Linked DNA regions of Homo sapiens: region 2 is linked to region 1. Evidence: read pairs that join two places in POLR2A ChIA-PET (ENCODE). Cell type or tissue: OCI-LY7. All regions are shown on one strand. Each heading gives the region's core, and the rest is flanking DNA. Links, peaks and the distances in the headings are about the cores only.

What was found. ChIA-PET counts read pairs that join two places held together with the same protein. Peaks named below come from ENCODE experiments on the same cell type or tissue, not always from the same donor. Only the 100,000 strongest peaks of a DNase experiment are listed, where the experiment ranks them.
Region 2: POLR2A ChIA-PET joins it to region 1 with 12 read pairs; 8 of 35 experiments call an interaction of 5 or more read pairs at or near these places.

What each region holds. Positions count from the first base shown.
Region 1 is chr6:42,016,559-42,027,419 of GRCh38, forward strand. It overlaps LOC105375059 (a long non-coding RNA gene), which reads left to right. Exons shown (of 5, transcript XR_001744119.2): 5 at 5,566-5,682. It also overlaps a transcript of CCND3 not described here and the pseudogene RNU6-761P. Among named protein-coding and RNA genes, the nearest start is that of TAF8, 29 kb to the right of the region's middle. RefSeq lists enhancers at 93-594, 506-555. In OCI-LY7, for the core only: a CTCF peak has its summit at 6,087; DNase peaks (open chromatin) are centred at 6,073, 6,703, 8,723, 9,073 and 2 weaker places; H3K4me3 peaks cover 3,763 bases; H3K27ac peaks cover 7,932 bases.
Region 2 is chr6:41,765,549-41,776,409 of GRCh38, forward strand. FRS3 (fibroblast growth factor receptor substrate 3) reads right to left here. Exons shown (of 7, transcript NM_006653.5): 4 at 9,871-10,057; 5 at 7,250-7,411; 6 at 6,268-6,416; 7 at 4,628-5,985. The coding sequence ends at 5,071. Among named protein-coding and RNA genes, the nearest start is that of FRS3, 8.9 kb to the right of the region's middle. RefSeq lists an enhancer at 1,875-2,727. In OCI-LY7, for the core only: a CTCF peak has its summit at 10,535 (motif pointing left); a DNase peak (open chromatin) is centred at 10,553.

The DNA.
Region 1 (10,861 bases), core at 1,756-9,755:
CTTGATAAATGTTAGCTGCTATTACTATCTATTACTTTTTTTTTTTTTTTTTGAGACGGAGTTATTGCCCAGGCTGGAGTGCACTGGCGCCATCTCGGCTCACTGCAACCTCCAGCTCCCAGGTTCAAGCAATCTCCCACCTCAGCCTCCCGAGTAGCTGGGATTACAGGCACCCGCCATCATGCCCGGCTAATTTTTGTATTTTTAGTAGAGACAGGGTTTTACCATGTTGGCTAGGCTGGTCTTGAACTCCTGACCTCAAGTTATCCAACCACCATGGCCTTCCAAAGTGCTGGGATTACAGGTGTGAGCCACCACAACCAGTCTATTACTATTCTTGATTCCAAAGTTCACACTCTCAACTACAACATAATGACCTGCTAAGTGGGCAAAGGAGAAAAATTAATTCTGAATGATGCCATGGGGAAACGTTAGATAAATGAGTGGAGTCACAGAGGAGTGACGTCTGAAGGGGCCTTGATACAGCAGCATCTCACCCGGCAGAGGAGGGCAGGGGCACGTCCTGGAAGTACAGAGGGACAAGGTCTGTTTCTGTCCCTTGCCCTGGCCCTCCCCCACACAGCATCCTGCAGGTCTCCACCTCTGTCCCTCACTGTGCCCTGCCAGTACTCCCGCCTGCAGTGCCCATGGTCCCCTGCCTCAGCTGTCTCCCTAATCAGGGGCCCACAGCCTCTCCAGCAGGGAGTGGGAGCCCCTGGCACTTGGGGCCTGGGAGGGCCCCTGATAAACAGCTGGAGCTCTTGTTCACAGAATCTGTCATCTCTAAAGGAAAAGCAGAAACAAACCACAGAACCAGGGGAGCTGGCTGATAATGAGTCACATTGCTGCTGGCAGTTCTCCACTCAGTCCTCTGGCCTCTGCATCTGGGACTTCTTGCTTGTCCTTCAAGATCCACTGCAAAAATGTCTTGTCTCCACAAAGGCTTCCTTGACTGCATCCCCAGCCACCCCACACCCTGCAAGCTTCCATTGCATCCAGCACAAGATCCACTACTGCCATGTATTGCACTAAGTGGAAACTGGTCAGGTTGTGGGGTCCCAATCAGCCTGTGAGCTTCAGAAGGCAGGCATTGTGTCTCATGGACCTAGCCCAAAACAGAAGTGTCTATGGAAATAGTGTGATGACCTGAGTAAAATATGGGTGGAATGTGACATAGGCATTTAAGAAATCTATATATTGACATACAAAAAACAGTTTATTAAAAGGTTGTGTAGGTAGAAGGCAAAGGCTGGAAATTTTAACTTTTTCCAAAATAATAATTAACATTTTATATTTTAGCAACAAAATGTGGCCGGGTGTGGTGGCTCACGCCTGTAATCCCGGCACTTTGGGAGGCCGAGGCAGGCGGATCACGAGGTCAGGAGATCAACACCATCCTGGCCACCCTGGTGAAACCCCATCTCTACTAAAAATACAAAAATTAGCCGGGCATGGTGGCACATGCCTGTAGTCCCAGCTACTCAGGAGGCTGAGGCAGGAGAATCCCTTGAACCTGGGAGGTGGAGGTTGCAGTGAGCCGAGATCGCACCACTGCACTCCAGCCTGGGTGATAGAATGAGACTCCGTCTCTAAATAAATAATAAATAAAAGTAAAACGTCCACCTGAGAAGCCTTTATTTGTTTGTTTGTTTGAGACAGAGTCTTGCTCTGTCACCCAGGCTGGAGTGCAGTGGCACAATCTCGGCTCACTGCAAGCTCCGCCTCCCGGGTTCACACCATTCTCCTGCCTCGGCCTCCCCAGTAGCTGGGACTACAGGCGCCTGCCACCATGCCCGGCTAATTTTTTTGTATTTTTAGTGGAGACGGGATTTCACCGTGTTAGCCAGGAAAAAATACGGAACGCTTCACGAATTTGCATGTCATCCCTGCGCAGGGGCCATGCTAATCTTCTCTGTATCGTTCCAATTTTAGTATATGTGCTGCGAAAGTGAGCACCTGAGAGGCCATTTTTATTTAACTTGAGAGATCTCAGAAAAATGCCTTTTCCTTTAGTTTTATATACCTGACACAAAATTGAAAAAGCTATCTCCAGTCGGGCCTGGTGGCTCACTCCTGTAATCCCAGCACTTTGGGAGGCTGAGGCAGGCAGATCACCTGAGGTCGGGAGTTCGAGACCAGCCTGACCAACATGGAGAAACCCCATCTCTACTAAAAATACAAAATTAACCAGGTATGGTGGCACATGCCTGTAATCCCAGCTACTCAGGAGGCTGAGGCAGGAGAATCACTTGAACCCAGGAGGCAGAGGTTGTGGTGAGCCGAGATCGTGCCATTGTACTCCAGCCTGGGCAGCAAGAGCGAAACTCCATGTTAAAAAAAAAAAAAAAAAAAGAAGAAAAAGAAAAAGATATCTCCCACTACTTTTTAAATACTGTAACTAAATATTAAATGTTAAGGTTTTCAACTCATTTTGATTAATCAATGGAACATTTCAGTCATGTTCTAAAATACACAAATTAGATATTCTTGTGTTTTGGGGCAAACTACTCCATATTTTCTATCAGTTGTTATAAAATTGCAATCTATAAATAAGTATATCATCAATGGTATGGATTCAGTTTGTATAATGTCAGATACTTAAGTAAATTCACATAGCATAAAAAATGTAAAACAAAAAGGAAATGTAGGCCTGGAGCGGTGGCTCCCACCTGTAATCCCAGCACTTTGGGAGGCCAAGGCAGGCAGATCACTTGAGGTGAGGAGTTCGAGACCAGCCTGACCAACAAGGTGAAACCCTGTCTCTACTAAAAATACAAAAAATTAGCCGGGTGTGGTGGTGTGCACCTGTAGTCCCAGCTACTTGGGAGGCTGAGGCAGGAGAATTGCTTGAACCCGGGAGATGGAGGTTGCAGTGAGCTGAGATCGCACCACTGCACTCCAGCCTGGGTGACAGAGCGAGACTCTGTCTCAAAAAAAAAAAAAAAAAAAAGGAAAGGAAATATAACACCAGGCATGCAAAATGGTCCTAACTTTGTAAAAGGAGAAATGATTGCATGTGAACAGTATTCTATGATCCTATTTTAAAAGAATGAAACTATCAGTGAGTTTGTAGGCACAGAAAAAAAGGTTCAGAAGGACATCTAGTAACCCTTAACACTGATTTTCCCTGAGGGATAGGACTTAATGATTGGGGCGGAATTTAAACTTTTATTTTCTTCCTATTTGTAATGTGTTTTTACAATAAGGAAGTTTGTTTTATATTTATAATTACAATTTTTACTATTTAGTTTAAAAGTTAAATCTAAAAATTAACAATTTTTAAATTAATAAAGATGTAAGACTAGAAGGAAATCACAAAATGTAAACCAGGGCTGTCTTTGGGTGATAAGAACTATGGGTGATTTTTCTAACTTTTTCCTATTTTCCATATTGTCCAAATTCCTAAAAATAATCATCTTATAATTTTTTTAAAAACCTTGCCGGGAGCGGTGGCTCACGCCTGTAATCCCAGCACTTTGGGAGGCCGAGGCGGGCGGATCACAAGGTCAGGAGATCGAGACCATCCTGGCTAACAAGGTGAAATCCCGTCTCTACTAAAAATGCAAAAAAATTAGCCGAGCATGGTGGCCGGCGCCCGTAGTCCCAGCTACTCAGGAGGCTGAGGCAGGAGAATGGCACGAACCCAGGAGGAGGTGGAGCTTGCAGTGAGCAGAGATCGTGCCACTGCACTCCAGCCTGGGCGGCAGAGCGAGACTCTGTCTCAAAAAAAAAGAAAAGAAAAAAGAAAAACCTTAAGAACAAAGTCTTAATAAATGAATGCACGTTTCCCTAGCCCTTCTTGGCGCCTGCAACTGACCCAACATGCAGAAGGTTCTTGGCTCTCTCTCTGTCCTCCCTTGCTCCACTGTGTTGATCAGGTCCCCGGAAGGACTCTGTATGGTTCCAGCCTTCATCCACATGCCCTCCCCAGATCTAGACACTTGGGATGATGGTGAGGGGCTGAAGCAAGAATCCCTGGCCTTGCCAGGATGGTCATGGCTCCCACCCTGCCCTTGCCTTGCATCCCAGCCCTCCAAACTCTACCAGTTAACCTCTAAAGACCACTCGGCTCTCCGGGAAGCCTTCCCCTCACCCGTAGCCTCCCCTACTCCCCTTCTCTCAGAATTCCCACAGCACAGAGAGCCTGCACTCCAAGACTTCATGAGCAGTCACCCCCTTTATCCAGTTTCACTTTATTTATTTATTTATTGAGACGGAGTTTCGCTCTTATTGCCCAGGCTGGAGCGCAATGGCATGATCTCAGCTCACCGCAACCTCTGCCTTCTGGGTTCAAGTAATTCTCCCGACTCAGCCTCCCGAGTAGCTGGGATTACAGGCACGTGCCACCATGCCCGGCTAATTTTTGTGTTTTTAGTAGAGACAGGGTTTCTCCATGTTGGCCAGGCTGGCCTCAAACTCTTGACCTCAGGTGATCCGCGTGCCTCGGCTTCCCAAAGTGCTGGGATTATAGGCGTGAGCCACCGTGCCCAGCCTCAGTTTCACTATCTTTGGTTTTAGTTACCCATCGTGCAGTACAAAAAGATATTTTGAGAGAGAGAGAGAAACAGACCACATTCACACAACTTTTATTACAATATATAACTGTTCTGTTTTATTATTAGTCATTGTGGTTAATCTCTTACTGTACGTAATTTATACATTAAACTTTATCATTGGTATGTATGTATAGGAAGAAACATAATATACAGAGAGTCTGGTACTATCCGCTGTTCCAGGCATCCACTAGGGATCTGTGAATAAGGGGGACTAGTATTTGCCACCTTCTGTTCTGTTTCCCCTCACTCATTTGTTGGACCAACTTTTCCTAAGAGAATATCCTACAGAGTGATGGGCACTGCTGGAGAAACACGGACGGGCCCAAAGGCACAGAGCAGTCATCCTTCACATGTGCTGAATGAATGAGAGAAGGGTGGAAACCAATGAGACACAGAGCCTGTCCTCAAAGAGCTCCTAGTCTAGTAAGGACAATAATAGGTGTTGTTATCCACACATAATACACACTAGGAAACACCACCCAGGAGGCAGGGTATGTGGGAGGAGGAACTGGGTGGATTTAAACTGGGCTTTGAAGACTGGTCAAGTTTGGATGGAGAGAGGAGGATAAAGGGCATTCCAGGAAGGGGGACAGTGTGCACAAAGCAATGGAAGCAGGAACACCCCAGGATCTATTAGATCTAGCTAGCAGGGAGAGGGTTATAAAGATTCACTGTGGGTAAAGGCCTGGAAAGGTGAGTTGAGCCCAGATCCTAGGAGAACAGAACACCAACAGAAGGTGAATTTGATTTTGCAGGCCTTGGGAAGCCTCTAACAGTCTCTGAGCTTTAGAAATGTACAGTAATCCAGGTGGGTGCCCATAAAGGGCTGAAGGAGGCTGGCAGCCACAGGGAAGAGAGACGGAGAAGAAATTCCAAGCTTTGTTACCACCTTGCTAGCTTAAAGGAAGCAAGCATCACATATTAAGTGCTGACCATGGGGAAATCACTGCTCTGTCTTTAATCCTTGAAACAGTCGTGTGAGATGAGACAGTATGATCTCAATTTTCAGATTGAGTTCCACAAGGCTGAAGTTTGCCCATGATTCTGCTGGGAGAGATCCACGATCATCTTGCCAGGAAACAGTTCCAAGGATCCGAATCCAAGTTGGCCTGAATCCACAGGCCAAAGCACCCTCACTTTCTCCTATAATGTCTTTCATATTTACCAGTATCTAGCACTATGATGGTTCAGTACACACTGGAATGAGTGAATGAAGAAATGAATGAACAAATGATTGGATCCCAGGTTGGTAAAGAAAACCTCTCAGCACACACAAAAAGGGTGGAGGATGGAGGCGGGGAGGAGATGTAAGAATAAATGGAAAATAAAACAAACAATCGTTGTATTACCACTTCCTCTGGGGCTGGGTCATGGTTTTTAACGGTGTGCAGCGGGCACATCCAGTGTGGTACAGGCACATCCACAAAGAGAAACAAAGAGCTATTTATTTACTTCCTTTGAGGGGTAAATAAAGATCAGGTCAAAACAGGCTCCCCCCAACCGCCAGGGGGTCTTCCCCAGGTGTTGATGCAGCACTTGGCCTGGAGCAGTCACAGGTGGCCTCTGCTTGTGTGTCATCCCGCCTTCCTTTACACATGCGTGGGTCTGGCTCGCAAGGGAGGCCCCATGTGCAGTGGGGAAGTAGCGTAAGGGGAAAGGTGGCAGGGCAGGGCTTCCTCACCCCTCCGCCAGTGCAGCCAGGGCAGCAACATTTATACCACCAGGAGAGAGATGGGAGAGTCAACAAGTGGGATGGCGCTGGCCTAAGAGCTGGCTCGGGGTGCTGGAGGCCCCATGCTGGGCCAGGCAGTAGATATGCAGATGGCTGCATCTTGTGGGGATAGGACTAAGAGGGGGACCATGTACGGGTACAGCCAATCCCCATTATTCATGGAGTCTGTATTTGTGAATTTGCCTCCTTGCTAAAATTTGTGACCCCGAAATCAATACTTGAGGTGCTTTGTCATCTTTCACAGACATGCGCAAAGCCATGAAAAATTTGAGTCACCCAACATGCATGTTCCTGGCTGAGGTGGGACAGGGCAGTGCTCTGCCTGTTTCAGCTCTCGTAATGTAAACAAGTGTCCTTGTCACAGTCTACTTAGTGCCACCTTTTCTGCATTGCTGGGTTTTTTGTTGATTTCGCTGTTTGAAATGGCCCCCGAGCCTAGGGCTGACGTGCTGGCGAATGTTTCTAAGTACAAGATGACTGTATGCGCCTTACAGAGAAAATACATTAGATCAGGTTTGTTTGGGCATGAAGTATCGTGCTGTGGGGCATGAGTTCAATGTTAATGAGTTAACTATATATTCAATAAGGTGTCTTCAAACAGAAACACACAGAAAACAAAGTTATGTATTGATTAGTTGATGAAAGTCTTGTGACCAGTGGCTCACAGAAACCTAACCCTGTATTTCCCCTAGGAGCAATGGGCCAGTGTTCACCAGTTTGGTGTTCGTGGTGACTGTACAGAATATAACTGGTGAGAATAGCGAGAACTGGTAGTATTTAAATATTATAATAACTAGGGTAGCCGTATCCTTTGGGTACCTGTGAATGCCAGTCTGTATCTACTCATCCATCCGCCATCTATCATCTATTAAACACTAAGTACAAAATCCAACACTAAAAGCAAAAAATACAGGATGCAAGCAGGGTCCTGACCCTGTCACTGACCATCTTAACTGTACAATGGGGGAATCTGTACGTTAAGACTGACTCTGAAGGTTTTATTATTTTATTTGGCTTAGATATCCCTAGGTTGATATACTAGCATTGGGGCCTAAAAGTTTTGCCAGTGTTTACATCAGGCAAACACCTGTGTCACAATAACAGCCTAATACATACACTTATTAGGGCCAGGCACTGTTCTGAGTGCTGTACGTGCATAAAGCCTCCTAACAACTCATGTAATCCTCCTAATAGCCCTGTAAGGTGGATACTATTATTATCTCCAACTTACAGATAAGGGCACTGAGGCACAGAGAGGTTAAGAATGCACCCCATGGCTGGGTGCGGTGGCTCACACCTGTAATCCCAGCACTTTGGGAGGCCGAGGCAGGTGGATCACGAGGTCAGGAGATGGAGACCATCCTGGCTAACATGGTGAAATCCCGTCCCTACTAAATATACAAAAAATTAGCCAGGCATGTTGGCGGGCACCTGTAGTCTCAGCTACTTGGGAGGCTAAGGCAGGAGAATGGCATGAACCCAGGAGGCGGAGCTTGTAGTGAGCGGAGATCACGCCACTGCATTGCAGCCTGGGTGACAGAGCAAGACTCAGTCTCAAAAAAAAAAAATAATAATAATTCACCCTGATAACACAGCTGGTGTGTGGAAGAGGCAGAGGGGTTTATGCGCCTCCAGTGACATGGAAGGAGAACCTGCATCTTGTGAGGATCTCAGTCCACCCTCAGTGATGAGGAGGGTCCCTCTCCTTAGCCATGCCACTGGCACTGTTCAGTAGCAGGAAAGCATGAAGTGACATTGCGAGGCTGGGGCCACTCAGAAGTCCAGGCAAGCAGGGCAGGCATGGTGGCTCACGCTTGTAATTCCACCATTTTGGGAGGCTGAGACAGGTGAATCACCTGAGGGTAGGAGTTTGACACCAGCCTGGCCAACATGGTGAAACCCTGTCTCTACTAAAAATACAAAATTAAGGGGCCGGGCGCAGTGGCTCATGCCTGTAATCCCAGCACTTTGGGAGGCTGAGGAGGGCAGATCACCTGAGGTCAGGAGTTCGAGACCAGCCTGACTAATAGAGAGAAACCCCGTCTCTCCTAAAAATACAAAATTAGCCCAGTGTGGTGGTGCACACCTGTAATCCTAGCTACGTGGGAGGCTGAGGCAGGAGAATCGCTCGAACCCAGGAGGTGGAGGTTGCAGTGAGACGAGATCATGCCACTGCACTCCAGCTTGGGTGACAAAGTGAGACTCCATCTCAAAAAATAAAGTCAAATAAAATAAAATAAAAAAGAAATCCAGGGAGGAAAGCAGGGCCTGCATGAGGCCATGCCTTGGGGAATAAAGTGAGAGTGACCCATGCACGCAGGCAGACAGAAGGTCTGGGATCTAACTGTGAGAGGAAACAGGGAGCCTGACAGCTCTCCGAGCAGGCCAGGGCAGGGGGACCTCTCTTCCAGCAAGGCCAAGAGGGGCCCAGGAAGCCAAGCCCCAGGGAGAAGTCTGAGAGACCAAGGCCTCACAGAGGAAGTGTCTCCACAGAGATTTCCAATTGCCACGCCACCTTCTTTCCTGGAGCAAAGAGGTGCAGTTGGTGAACTAGGGCCACGGGTAATGGGAAGAATGGGAAGGAGAGATCCCATCCAACCTGGAACACTGGAGGGACAGCTAGAGTTGGAGGAGGGGTGAGTGAAGACATCTCCCCTCAGCTCACAGAAGAAGTCACACACCTCACCAAACTGAGAAAAATCAGATTCCACGCCTGGTGTGAGAGGGAAGTGAAACCGCACCTCCAATGCTCCACTGCCCTCCCCTCCGGCACTCTGGCCCATCCTGCACCCCGGCCGCCCCACGATGGCGGGCTCAGAGGTGAGGGCCTATCAGATGCATTCATGGGCTCCCTTAGGGCCTTTTGGGCTCTGAGTCACAAGGGTGGCTCTCTCAGAGCTGTGATGGCCTGGTCTCTCCTCCCCAGGGAGGCAGAAAGGGAACCAGGGAAAACAAGGCTTATAAGCTACAGAGGTAAGGGACTGTGCCCATCTTGTTCTTTCCTTTTTCACACACACGGAACATGGTACCCGGTGTATCCATGGTAAGCACTTAATAAACAGACACTGAGCGGATGAGTGAATTAATGAGTGAGTGAATGAATGAGTCAGCACTGGACCCACAAGGCTGCCTGTCAGCCTCTAGCCACATGGAGATTCCCACCTCCAGAGAAGAGCTCTACTACGTATGTTCCCCAAACTCCCTGTCAGCTAAATGTGACCTGTGACCAACTGGTGATCAAAGGGATAAGCTATCTGTCAATTGTTAGGTCTCGTTTGAAAATAAACCTCTTTTTCCCCTATTTTTGACAAACCTTGACCTCCCTGCCTCGACCCTGCTCACATTACATTTGACCTTCTCAACGACCTCTCTAAGGGATGGAGACATGACCCTCCTCTACCTCATCAGAGAACAGCACAGACCCTCTCCCCCCGCCGCCCCCCTGCCAAGGGGAAAATATGGTGCTCCTCAATGAACCTCACCCTGATCCTACAGGGTGCTCCTGGAAGAAGGGCTCCATGATGACCTCCAAGGGGCCTCTGGTCAAGGCGAAGGAGAATCAGACCCTCCACCTTTGACCAGAGGGGAGGGAGTCCAGCGTGAGGGCATTAGCCAAGGGGGTTCTGGTCCCTCTGCTCTAGGCCCCTCACAAAAAGAAGTCCAGCTGGGAACATTTTTCTCCCAGCAGGTCCCCATAGGAAAGCCATCCTCACCCACATGACACAGGCTCCCCATACCCTTCTCATCTAGATCTCATGGCAAAGATTGCCAACTGTCCCCTAAAATCCACTTTCCCTTCTTGTACCTTTGGTACTAGAAGCTCCACTATGTATGTTCCCCAAACTCCCTGTCAGCTAAGTGTGGCATGTGATCAGCTGGTGACCAAAGGGATGTCATCTGGCAACTTTGAGGTCATGCTCTGAAAAGGAAGGGCAGTGCCTTTTCTTTCTCGTCACTTTCCTCCCTCCCCACTGGCTGGCTGACGGACCCAGCAGCCATGGTGGGATGCCATCTCCCACACGCAAGGGCACAGGAGGGGCTTGGGCCCTCAACACCACCAAGGGGTCAGATCACCCACCCGGATCTGTATGGGAGAAATTTCCATTTTGCTAAGCCACTCTTGTTGGAGTCTGTGTTACAGCAGCCTAACCTCCCCTAGTTCCTATCCCAGCCCATTCTTTGGTGCCAAGATGCTGATGGGTAAAGGCGTGAAAAAGGGGCCTTGTCCTCATCCATGTCTCCAGCCCTTCACCTCCATCAGGTCAGCTTCCCAAGTGTCTGAGTGCCTTCCAGGTGGTTAAGACACCACTAGGCCGGGCGCGGTGGCTCATGCCTGTAATCCCAGCACTTTGGGAGGCCGAGACGGGCAGATCACGAGGTCAGGGGATCGAGACCATCCTGGCTAACACGGTGAAACCCCATCTCTACTAAAAATACAAAAAAATTAGGCAGGCTTGGTGGCAGGCGCCTATAGTCCCAGCTACTCGGTAGGCTGAGGCAGGAGAATGGCGTGAACGCGGGAGGCAGAGCTTGCAGCGAGCCGAGATCGCGCCACTGCACTCCAGCCTGAGTG
Region 2 (10,861 bases), core at 2,862-10,861, 250 kb before region 1:
AGTACCTCTAAATTCCAGAACAGACTCCAATCACCTAGAAGAAATGTCACCTGAATGAACGGACAGTTAACAAGCCAAGGACTCCAATACAGAAGGGGTTGGGGGTGAGGAATACTGCAGTTGTTTAAGTGGAGACCTGGTGATTTCAGGTCAGGGTCAGCTTTAAGGGCCCAAGAGCCAACAGAGCCAGTAAAGTGCTAGCTCAGACATGATACTTATGCTAACTTGGGTACTCAGTTCTGGGTCAAACTAGAACACAAAGCAGTAGACACCTAGCCATGCTGGAAAGAACCATGTTCAAGGCTGGGTGTGGTGGCTCATGCCTGTAATCCCAGCACTTTGGGAGGCCAAGGACAGCAGATCACTTGAGGTCAGGAGTTTGAGACCAGCCTGGCCAACATGGTGAAACCTCATCTCTACTAAAAATAGAAAAATTAGCCAGGTGTGGTGGTGGGCACCTGTAATCCCAGCTACCCAGGAGGCTGAGGCAGGAAAATCGCTTGAACTTGGGAGGCGGAGGTTGCAGTGAGCTGAGATCATGCCACTGCCCTCCAGCCTGGGCTACAGAGTGAGACTCCATCTCAAAAAAAGAAAGAAAGAAAGAGAGAGAGAGAGAAGAAAAGAAAGAAAGAAAGAAAGAAAGAAAGAGAGAGAGAAAGAAGGAAGGAAGGAAGGAAAGAAAGAAAGGAAAGAAGAAAGAAAGAAAGAAAAAAGGAAAGAAAAAAGAAAGAAAGAAAGAGAAAGAAAGAAGGAAAGAAAGAAAGAGACCACGTTCAGGTAAAAATAACATCTGCCACTTACTGAGCACCTACTATGGGCCAGTCGCCATGCTTCATGCTGGGTAGACATTCTCTTGTTTGACCCTCACAACAACTGTTATTATCCCTGTGTGACAGATGAGGAAACTGGGGCATGAGTCAAGTTGTTAGTAAGTGGTGATGCCAACTTTCAAAGTTCAGCACCCTGGCAGAGAGACTAGACTTAGCCATGCTGTGATCCAGGAGCAGAATTAGGACCCAGTGGGAAGAATTATAGGGACTTCATAATACTTGAGTCAAGGGAGGGCTTGTTAGGTAGTGAGCTCCCTGTCCTGGAAATGTAAGTATCTTCAGGACTCCTGTTGCAGAAATCCCTGGATGGGTCCTAGCTTAGCTGCCCTACAAGCTCTGAGATTCTATCTTGGACCCTGTGAACTATACAGAGCCCTGAAGGGCTCACACAGGCCCTCCCCACCCTTGCCTCCGCCCTCCCTATACCTTTCTGAAAGCCCACGGGTGCCTCATTACAAGACCCCCCACCTGTGAGTAGGACACCCCTTGAAGATATTGGTCAGAGAGCGCCCCAGAGCTCAGGAAGCCTAAGCTCTGAGGGCCTCCCATGAGGCTGATTTGCTCTCTGGAGAGGCAGGCAGGGGCGAGTGAAGTCAAGCCTCTTCTTGCACACCTGCTCTGGCCTCTCCCGTCGACACAACCAGGAGCCATTTCTGAGGAAATGAGAGTAGAGGGGCAGAGTTGGTAGGTGGGCATAGGGCAGGCCCCAGGGGAGAGCAGGTTCACCCTATAGTTAACTGGGAAAGGCCTTGGCTTGGATTTCAGGATTCCTGAGTGGGAGCACTGGAATGTGATCCCCTGCTGGGACTCAATCCAGGGAGAAGCACCCAACACAGTCTCCCTGCAGCCCACCTGAGAGAATGAGGCTCCTTCAGGCCAGGCAGGGAGCAGGGGGTGGAGGAGACACACGACAGGCATCCAGCCCTAGCCCAAGCCACCAATTAACTTCATGGCCTGAGGCAAGTTACGTCACCTCTTGGCCTGTTTCCTCCTCTGTACAGTGATGATAACATCCCGCCAGTGAGGCCTGATAAATATTCGACAAGGCCCTGTGGAAAGCTGACTGTGTTTATACCCTTGTAAAGTGCTATTATTACCCGGGGGGACCTTGGGAAGGGCCCCTCCTGGTCTGACCTGAAATGTCACTCCCAGACAGGATGCTGGATCCTGTCCTTTCCTGAGGGCAGCCCAGGGGTGGGTAGGGCCTGTTTCTAAAGAAGAGAACCCAGCACTCGGCAAACATGCACTGATGCTGGTGATGATCTTTGGATGATGATGGTGATGGAAACTGATTCCATCTGTGCACCACAGCCTGACGGCAGGGCGGGCTCAAACACAGGGGCGGCAGTTACCCTCCTGGGCATCGCTCCCACCCACCCCTTCCCGCCAGGAAAGCTGTCCACTCACACCCTGTCCTTCCCTCGAGAGGAAAATTCCTGTAGTAGACCTCATGGGCCAGAGGCAGTGACCAGGGGAGGGGACAGGAAAGGTTGGGGGCCACACTGAGCTGGAAGTCGACTCCTTCGACACCCCCAAGCCCCACAAAATGATCATCGAAGCAATTATGACTTGCTCTAGGGAGACCCCAGGGGTCAGGCCAGGATCTGGCGACCCAGAGAATGAGAATAACTGCCCCTTCTTGATTTGTTCAGCAAAGCGACAGCCTAGGGGGACTTAAGAGTTGTGACTTCTAAGGGAACAGCTGAGTTGTTAACACAGCTTGCAGGAGCCTTGTCTACTTCCAAAGTGGGGCCATGTTCATCGTTTCATTGGCTACTTCTCATACCAGCTCCATGTCTTCCAGGTACAAAAGCCGAGCCCAATTGGGTAACCAAATGCTTAAGGTAGCAGAGATAATGACCCAGTCAGGACAGGTCTCTTAAGCCAGCCTCTGGCTACCCCATCATAGTATCTGTCCATCGATAAGGCGGAGCCTGCACTGACCCATGAGTCACAAACACGGCCAGGACCCCTAAGCCTGGTCCCGGCATAGCCATACCTGCCCCCACATATCCACCCTCCTGTTTGGAGACACCCACCACCCCAACTGTGGAGGTCATGAGTAGTAGCAGGGGTAGTGTATGTGGACATCCAAACAGAATTGAGCTGCTTGGTAAGGCTGCAGAGAGAAGACAGCATTTCCCTACTACAGTGTGGAAAACTGCAATGAATCCAGCCTGCAGCAGGTGACCCCTCTGGTCCAGAGATCAAAAGGATATAAGGGGGAGAAGGGTTTGGTGCCAGCTCTGGGGTTGTGGCAGCTGCCCTCTTGAGCTCTGCTGGGCCCCACTCGAAGGGCCTTTTCACATCCTGTTGTGGCCAGTCGTCACTGCCCATTTCACTGACAGAAAGTGACACCTGAGGTCGGGGGGTCTGAAAGCTTCCAGTCCAACCCCCACTCAGAGGAGGTAGGATCCAGGAAATGAGGCCCAGGCAGCAGTGTCCTGGACAGTAGGAGGGGGAGGGAACTGGGTGGGGTGTCTCGCCTGGGCTTGTTTCCTTGGTGACGAAGAGGACAGGTCTGCTTGCTCCACAGGACAGGGAGCTGGAGCACAAACAGTGACAAGGCTTTTCCCCAAGTTGGACAAACACAACTCTCATTCTTCACCTGGGCCCTGAGTGGCTTATCACAAAAGCAGCATTTCCTTTAGATGAACCGCACTGGGGTTTCAGACAGAAATGGAGTCTTGGAGGAAAGGAAGCCAGCAAGAGGAGGAGGAGGAGGAGAGAGGCAGCCTCATGACAGAGAAAGGAGCTCCTGGAACAGATCAGCACTAGGTTGTGTGTGCAGCACAGCCCCGCTGGACCCTGTGCTTCCAGGCAGGTGCTCCAATGTGGCGGCTCTGTTAGCGCCCAGCCTTGTGGCAGGGTAGAGGCATCCTAACAGTCCATTCCTGAAGGGACGTTCTCTAGGAAAGACACTTAGCAAGCCAGATTATCTAGTTACACATTACACTGTATTTTTTCATTTTGCTATAATCCTAGGATTTTAGTAAAGTCCTGTTTAAAGGTTTGGTCTTGACTCAGCCATGCTGGGGGCAGCTAAGGAGGATCCAGGATCCATCTCTGGGCCAAGGTGGTAAAGGACAGCAGTGCCCTTTGGGGCCTGCCTATTGGCAGGGGCGTCAGTGAGGGCTCCCCAAGAAGGCGAAGGTGTCTCTTCTGTAGCTGTGCCCGCTCCGCTGCACTCCTCACCTGTTACCAGCCTCAGAGGGCTGGGCTCTACCTCATTAGGGCAGTCCTCACAGGCTCCCCTTTTGGCTTCTAGGACTCCAGCCATCCCACCCCTTTCCTTCAACAGAGCATCCATCCCTGGCAACTGTAGGTTCATGACCAGGGCTTCTTGGAGGAGAAAAATAAATGACTGGCCGGGCGCGGTGGCTCACGCCTGTAATCCCAGCACTTTGGGAGGCTGAGGTGGGTGGATCACCTGAGGTCAGGAGTTTGAGACCAGGCTGGCCAACATGGAGAAGCCCCATCTCTACTAAAAATACAAAAATTAGCTGGGCACGGTGGCAGGCACCTGTAACTCTAGCTACTTGGGAGGCTGAGGCGGGAGAACTGCTTGAGCCCGGGAGGTGGAGATTGCAGTGAGCTGAAATCACGCCACTGCACTCCAGCCTGGGCCACAAGAGCGAAACTCTGTCTCAAAAAAAAAAAAAATCATGGACTTGTCACAAAAACCATAACTGACCCAAATTCCCCAGAGTGAAGCCCTTACCTCGATTAGGCCTGCCCTGTGTCCAACCCAGGACCACACCAGAAAAGATTCCCTAAGAAGATGATATCCACTGGGCCAGAATTTAAAAATAATTATATTAATAATAAATATGTTAAATTACATTTAAAACAATAAATAGAAAAATAAACTGATAAATAAAATCAACAGGTACAAAATGTTTCAAAATTCCAACCAAAAAAAACACACACGGACAGTCGGCAGACAAGACAAATGGACAGAACGGGAGGGCGCTAAACGCAATCACAGGAACCCTTCACAGTTGACGTCTCGGCTCCCTCCTCGCCTGGTCACCCTTCTCTCCCCAGCCTGGAGACAGACCAGGAGACTCGGTGGCTGATATCTCTGGGGACTCCAGCCAGCACAGGGAAGCATCTGGTCCCACCTCCATGCCTTCTGCAAAGCAACCCTGAACCCTGGGGAGGGTGGGTTCAGAGGACAGGAGTGTGAGGCAGAGGCTGGATCATGGTGGGGCAGAGGGTGGTGAGGACCGGGAAGTCCCTACAGAGGCAGGTCGGTGCTGTTGTGCCGGGTTTTCCTGGCGGTGCCATCGTCTCGGGGCAGAGCTCTCTGCAGGTTGGACATGGCCACGGTCTTTTTGAGGTCAATCACGGCGTAGGAGTCTGAGCTTCGGGCAGGGTGGGTGGTGGGCATGGGGGCTTGGGGGCTCGAGGGGTTCTGGGGCCCCTTAGGGCGGTCTCCACCCCAGCCCTTTAGCTCCACCTGGATGTAGTTAAGCTGCCTTGGGGGCTCGGGCCCCGGCCGGCGGAAATCAAAGTTGAAGACCCTTGGGGAGCCGCGGCGGCGGGTCAGTGGCACAGGAAAGCTGCCGTGGCTGCGGATGGCGGCCCGGGTGCTGGTGGGCTTCTGCAGTGGGGTCTCGTCCTCCTCACCATCAGGGAAGCCATTGGAAGAGGGTGTGAGCCCATCCCTCGAGTCCCCATCATCCCCAGCCTCCCCTCCCAGCTGCTGGGCTTGGCTTTCCCACACAGGGGGCAGTGGGGGCAGGTTCTCATAGTGCAGCAGGGCGGCCCGGCGGTGGGCAAGGCCATTCCAGCCCGGCTCCTCTGGGCTCAGTCTCCAGCCAGCCCCTCGCCACAGCCCCCCGGTGACGTTCTCGTAGGTGCACTTGGGCTGGGCTGGACACTCAGAAGGGGCCTCATTGTTATTATTGTGGTGTGGGGGGTCATGCAGGCTGGGACAGAGGCCCTGGCACTTCACCATGTGCCGCCGAGCAGGGGTCGGGCCCAACACAAACTTCACCTGGCCTGGCTGCAAGAACACCTGTGGGTCCCGTTGGTCAGGTCCCCGGGCCTGCGGGAGGAAGGGTGCCTGACCCTCAGGCAGGGGCTGCAGGCAGTGGCGGCCCCTGCGGTGGTCATCTTCACTGGCCGGTGTGTTGACATAGGTGTGGGACTGGGGAAAGAGTCCAAGTGAGGCAGGAGTGTCCCAGGGCAGGGAGAAAAGAGAACAGAAGGGACAGGATGAGAGAAAAGAAGCACACAGAAAAAGACCTGGAGTTTCTTCTTCCTTGTCCTCCAACCCTTCTGAGGAAGCTGCTCCCTTTTGGGGACAGGAAGGGACCGTTACAATGTTCTTCCCCTTCCCGTGATCCTTACTGGGAGGAGGTGGCCTTATTTCCTATCCCTCGTCCCCACCCAGACCAACAGGGCAGGGGCTGGCCGGCTGCGTGCTCACCTGCTCATCAGGAGCAATGAGGGCATGGGTGGACTCTTCCCCAAGCGAGGGGTGCCGCAGGCTGCTTGTCGAGAGCCGCCGGGGAGCTGAGAATCGTGGGCCCTCTCCAGGGCAGCCATTGGAAAAGCTGGAGACAGTGTAGCCTAGAGCTGAGCACACGGGAGACAAGCCCAGGAGAGGGGAACTTAAGCCACCTGACAACCACTTGCAGCTGTGTGTGTGGCATCCTGGGACTCCTCTAATGGAGGACAGATGTTCTCAGGGCGTCACAGTGGTTAAACCCCACTGAGCCACCAGCCCCCCATTATCCTTCATCTTTCCTCTGCTCTTCAAACCCTGCCCTTTCCCTCAAGCTCAGCTTGAAGCACCTCACCACTGTCTCCATTATAGCCTCACCCGAAACGCATAAAGCACATCTTGCTGTCACTGGACCGTCCCTTTGCTTCATTCTAGGTCTGCCAGTAAGGTCCAGGGAAGCTCCTCAAAAAAAGGGACTGCGCTTCTATTTCTCCTGTCCCCCATGGGCCAGTCCAAGGAGCGCTGAATACCAAACAGGTACCTGATCTGAATTCAATGACTGAATAAGCAGAAATTGTAGGACCCTCTCCAGAATACGGTCATGGCCAGAGATGCCTGCACCAGCAGCAAGGAAGGTATATGGGGATGACCCAATAGACAGAGGAAGAAAGCAAAAAAACTCCAGACTGCCAATTCTACGGAAACCCAAAGTCTTCCTGTCTGCTCCCCAACCATCAGTCAATACAAGGCCCAGAACTCAACAACCTCAGTTTGAGTCACCTAGCCCAGCCCAGGACTTACCGATCCTCAAGAATGGTTCTGATCATGGACAACTGTCCTGGAAGGTTGGCTCACCCAGCCTTCTCCCAACCAGCCAGCTTAACTAGTCCCTCAGATTTGTGCTTCCTGGGCGTGTGTGTGTGTGTGTGTGTGTGTGTGTGTGTGTACACTGGGGTCTCCTCACCATTGGGTGGCTGGGGGGCTCGAGGGAGGTCAAGCTCAGCGGGGTGGCTATTGCGGGTGATGATGACAGGCTCTTCCATCACATTGATGCTGTTGCACTGCATCAGATCCTGAAGGAGGTTGAAGATTTCCTCAGCCCGGGAACACTTAAATGCAAATATTCCTGGAGAAGGAGAGGAAGAAATGACCCTAGGCAATAGGGAAGGACCAGAGGAGCTCAACAGATGCACAATGTGCAGGAAATGTCCCTCAACTCCAGTCCCAGGCCTGTAGGGGCAGGAGAGCCTCTCCTCATCTTGAGCATTCTTTTTCTTTTCTTTTTTGAGATGGAGTTTTGCTCTTGTTGCCCAGGCTGGAGTGCAATGGTGCGATCTCAGCTCACTGCAACCTCTGCCTCCCAGGTTCAAGCAATTCTCCTGCCTCAGCCTCCCAAGTAGCTGGGATTACAGGCGCCCGCCATTACACCTGGCTAATTTTTTGTATTTTTAGTTGAGACGGGGTTTCACCATGTTGGTCAGGCTGGTCTCAAACTCCTGACCTCAGGTAATCGGCCTGCTGCGGCCTCCCAAAGTGCTGGGATTACAGGCGTGAGCCACCACGCCTGGCCCTGAGCATTCTTTCTAGGTCTGCTCTAGAATCCAAGAGCTACTAGAAAGGCTGGGTCCAAGGTACCCTGCCCCAGCACGCCCACACCACATTGAACACTCCAGCTATATTGCTCTGAAGCGAAATCATTTTCATAAGGATGTGTGTGTTCAGGGGTCACAAGAAGAGAATCAAAACCAAAGTGGAGGCCGGGCATGATGGCTCACGCCTGTAATCCCAGCACTTTGGGAGGCCGAGGAGGGTGGATCACCTGAAGTCAGGAGTTCAAGACCAGCCTGGCCAACATGGTGAAACCCTGTCTCTACTAAAAATACAAAAAATTAGCCAGGCGTGGTGGTGAGCACCTGTAATCCCAACTACTCAGGAGGCTGAGGCAGGAGAATTGCTTGAACCTCGGAGGTGGAGGGTGCAGTGAGCCGAGATTGTGCCACTGCACTTCAGCCTGGGTGACAGAGCGAGACTCTGTCTCAAAAAAAAAGAAAAAAGAAAAGAAAAAAAACAAAACCAAAAGCCAAGGTGGAAAGGATAGTATTAGATGAGTGAACATTCTTCTTTTATTTTTTCGGAGACGGAGTCTCACCCTGTTGCCCAGGCTGGAGTGCAGTGGTGCGATCTCAGCTCACTGCAAGCTCCGCCTCCCGGGTTCACGCCATTCTCCTGCCTCAGCCTCCCAAGTAGCTGGGACTACAGGTGCCCGCTACCATGCCCAGCTAGTTTTTTGTATTTTTAGTAGAGACAGGGTTTCACCGTGTTAGCCAGGATGGTCTCGATCTCCTGACCTCGTGATCCGCCCACCTCAGCCTCCCAAAGTTCTGGGATTACAGGTGTGAGCCACTGAGCCCAGCCAGGTGAGCGAACACTCTACCTCACATGCTTCCCCCATCTTCCTCTGCCTAACACCCCCTGCTTCCTAGGAAAAAAAACTCCATCCAGAGCACCAGCCCTCAGATCGCTGATGACAAGAGGGTCTACTCTGTTCCCTGCTTCTTCACTTATTAGCCCAGTGTGTGGCCAGAAAGCAAATGCCTACTGTATATAGGTCCCTAACCTCATAGATTAAACTCTGGCACGGGAAGGAAGAAATCATGGGCAGACTAGCTAAAGGCAAACATGGCAAGGCAATCACAAGGCTCCTCAATGCAGCCAGCCTCACAGCCCTTCAAATTGCAACACTGCAACTCAAGGTCCCAGGAACAGCAGGACTGGGCTGAGTGTCTGTCAATCAGGGGACTCAAAGATGCCCTTGGGGTACTGGGCCAGCATGGACTCCTCTGTAACAGGGGGACCTGGGACCTAGGGGAGGCTACGTGGGGTGTGCCTGTGCATATACCCACAACTAAGACACAATTAGCCTGGGGAATGGGACAACTATGGTTTGCACAAATAGGATGGGGAGGAAACAGGGAAGAAAAATAACTACTCTGGCAAAATATGACGAGAAGTAGAAAAGACTGGGAAAGACTGGAGTTGTAGAGAACCCCGTGTTGGGGCCAGGGGTAGCCCCTCTGGGAACCCAAGTGTAGATCAAACATCACTAGGAGCAAGGATGCCTCTGCCTGCTCTGCCTGCTCACCCAGCGCCCCTGCCTCTGCCTCATGAATTCCAAAGGTAAGATGCATGGAGGGAAGTCTCCTCCAGCAAACATGACCTCGGAGGCTCACTATTTTGTTGGCAGCCTCATCAGAGAAGCTTGTTCATTCCACCTCTGCACAGCCATAATCCCAAACTGCACTGAACACAATCCCATGCAGGATTCCTTTTGCACAGCTTAAGTCTGGATCCTAAGAGATAAACTCAGACCATGCCACTTCTTCAGAGAGCTGTGGCTGGCTCTAGCCTTGACCTTATGGAATAACCTACCACCCCTGACCTCTGACTGCAGGGAGAATACATCACACTCTACTGCCCACAGGTGATGGGGATAACACTAACCTCTTGAGGGCTAACCTATACATTAGGAACCCTGGAGTACTGCATAAGCCCCTATCCCAGGGTGGAGCAGGGCCTGGTACTCACCCTGGCCTGTCTGACATCGGCGGCCACTCTCAAAGGAGAAGAGGTTGGAGTCGTAGCCATAGCGCCGCAAGCAGAGATAAGGCCAGCGGACGGCCTCACGCCGATGCAGGTGCAGCACCAGCTCACTCTGCGTCAGCTCCATCACCCCAGAGCCCAGCTCCACCCCCTCATCATCCACATTTGTCACCTGGAGGGGAGAAGACAGAAGGGTCAATGAGTGAGTCCAACAAGTGTTTGCATGGGTCCCTGAGCCACTGGGAGACAATCTGATGCAGGACAAGAGGTGGGGAACCAAAGGTCACATCCGACTATCACAGACTCTACTGAATGCCACATAACTACATGAAGCAGTGCCATGGACCCACGGCAGTTCTCTGGGCAAATCCTACTTCTCTAGTGCTGAGTTTTGTCATATGGACAGTGAGGGAAGAGGTAGGTAGCTGACTTCCAAGGTCGGTTTGTTAGATAACAAATGTTAGACGACCCTAGACAGCCCATGCCTTAGTATCCAAGGGCCAGATGTTAATGGGGAAGGGGTTCAATTGTAAATTCAAAATCTTGAGACTGGGACACCCTGACCTAGGAAAGTCAAGCCCAAGGCAGAACCAATGCACATCTCCTCTACCACCTCCCCAACTGTGTGCCCTTACTGAGGGCTCCCTCTTCTGGTGGGCAGGAGAAACATGTGCTTCAACATGCCCCAGAATGAGGAAGGAGGAGGCTCCCTCTACAGAGAGGTGGGCAGGGGAGAGCACAGGTCGACTTGGGTCTGCCCTCAGCTTCCCACAGCAAACAGCAAACACTGATGTTGTGCTTACTGTGTGCTAAGCACTATTTAATTTATTTATTTATTTATTTTTTGAGATGGCATCTCGCTCTGTCACCCAGGCTGAAGTGCAGCGGTGCAATCTCAGCCCACTGCAACCTCCACCTCCCGGGTTCAAGTGATTCTCCTGCCTCAGCCTCCCAAGTAGCTGGGATTACAGGCGTG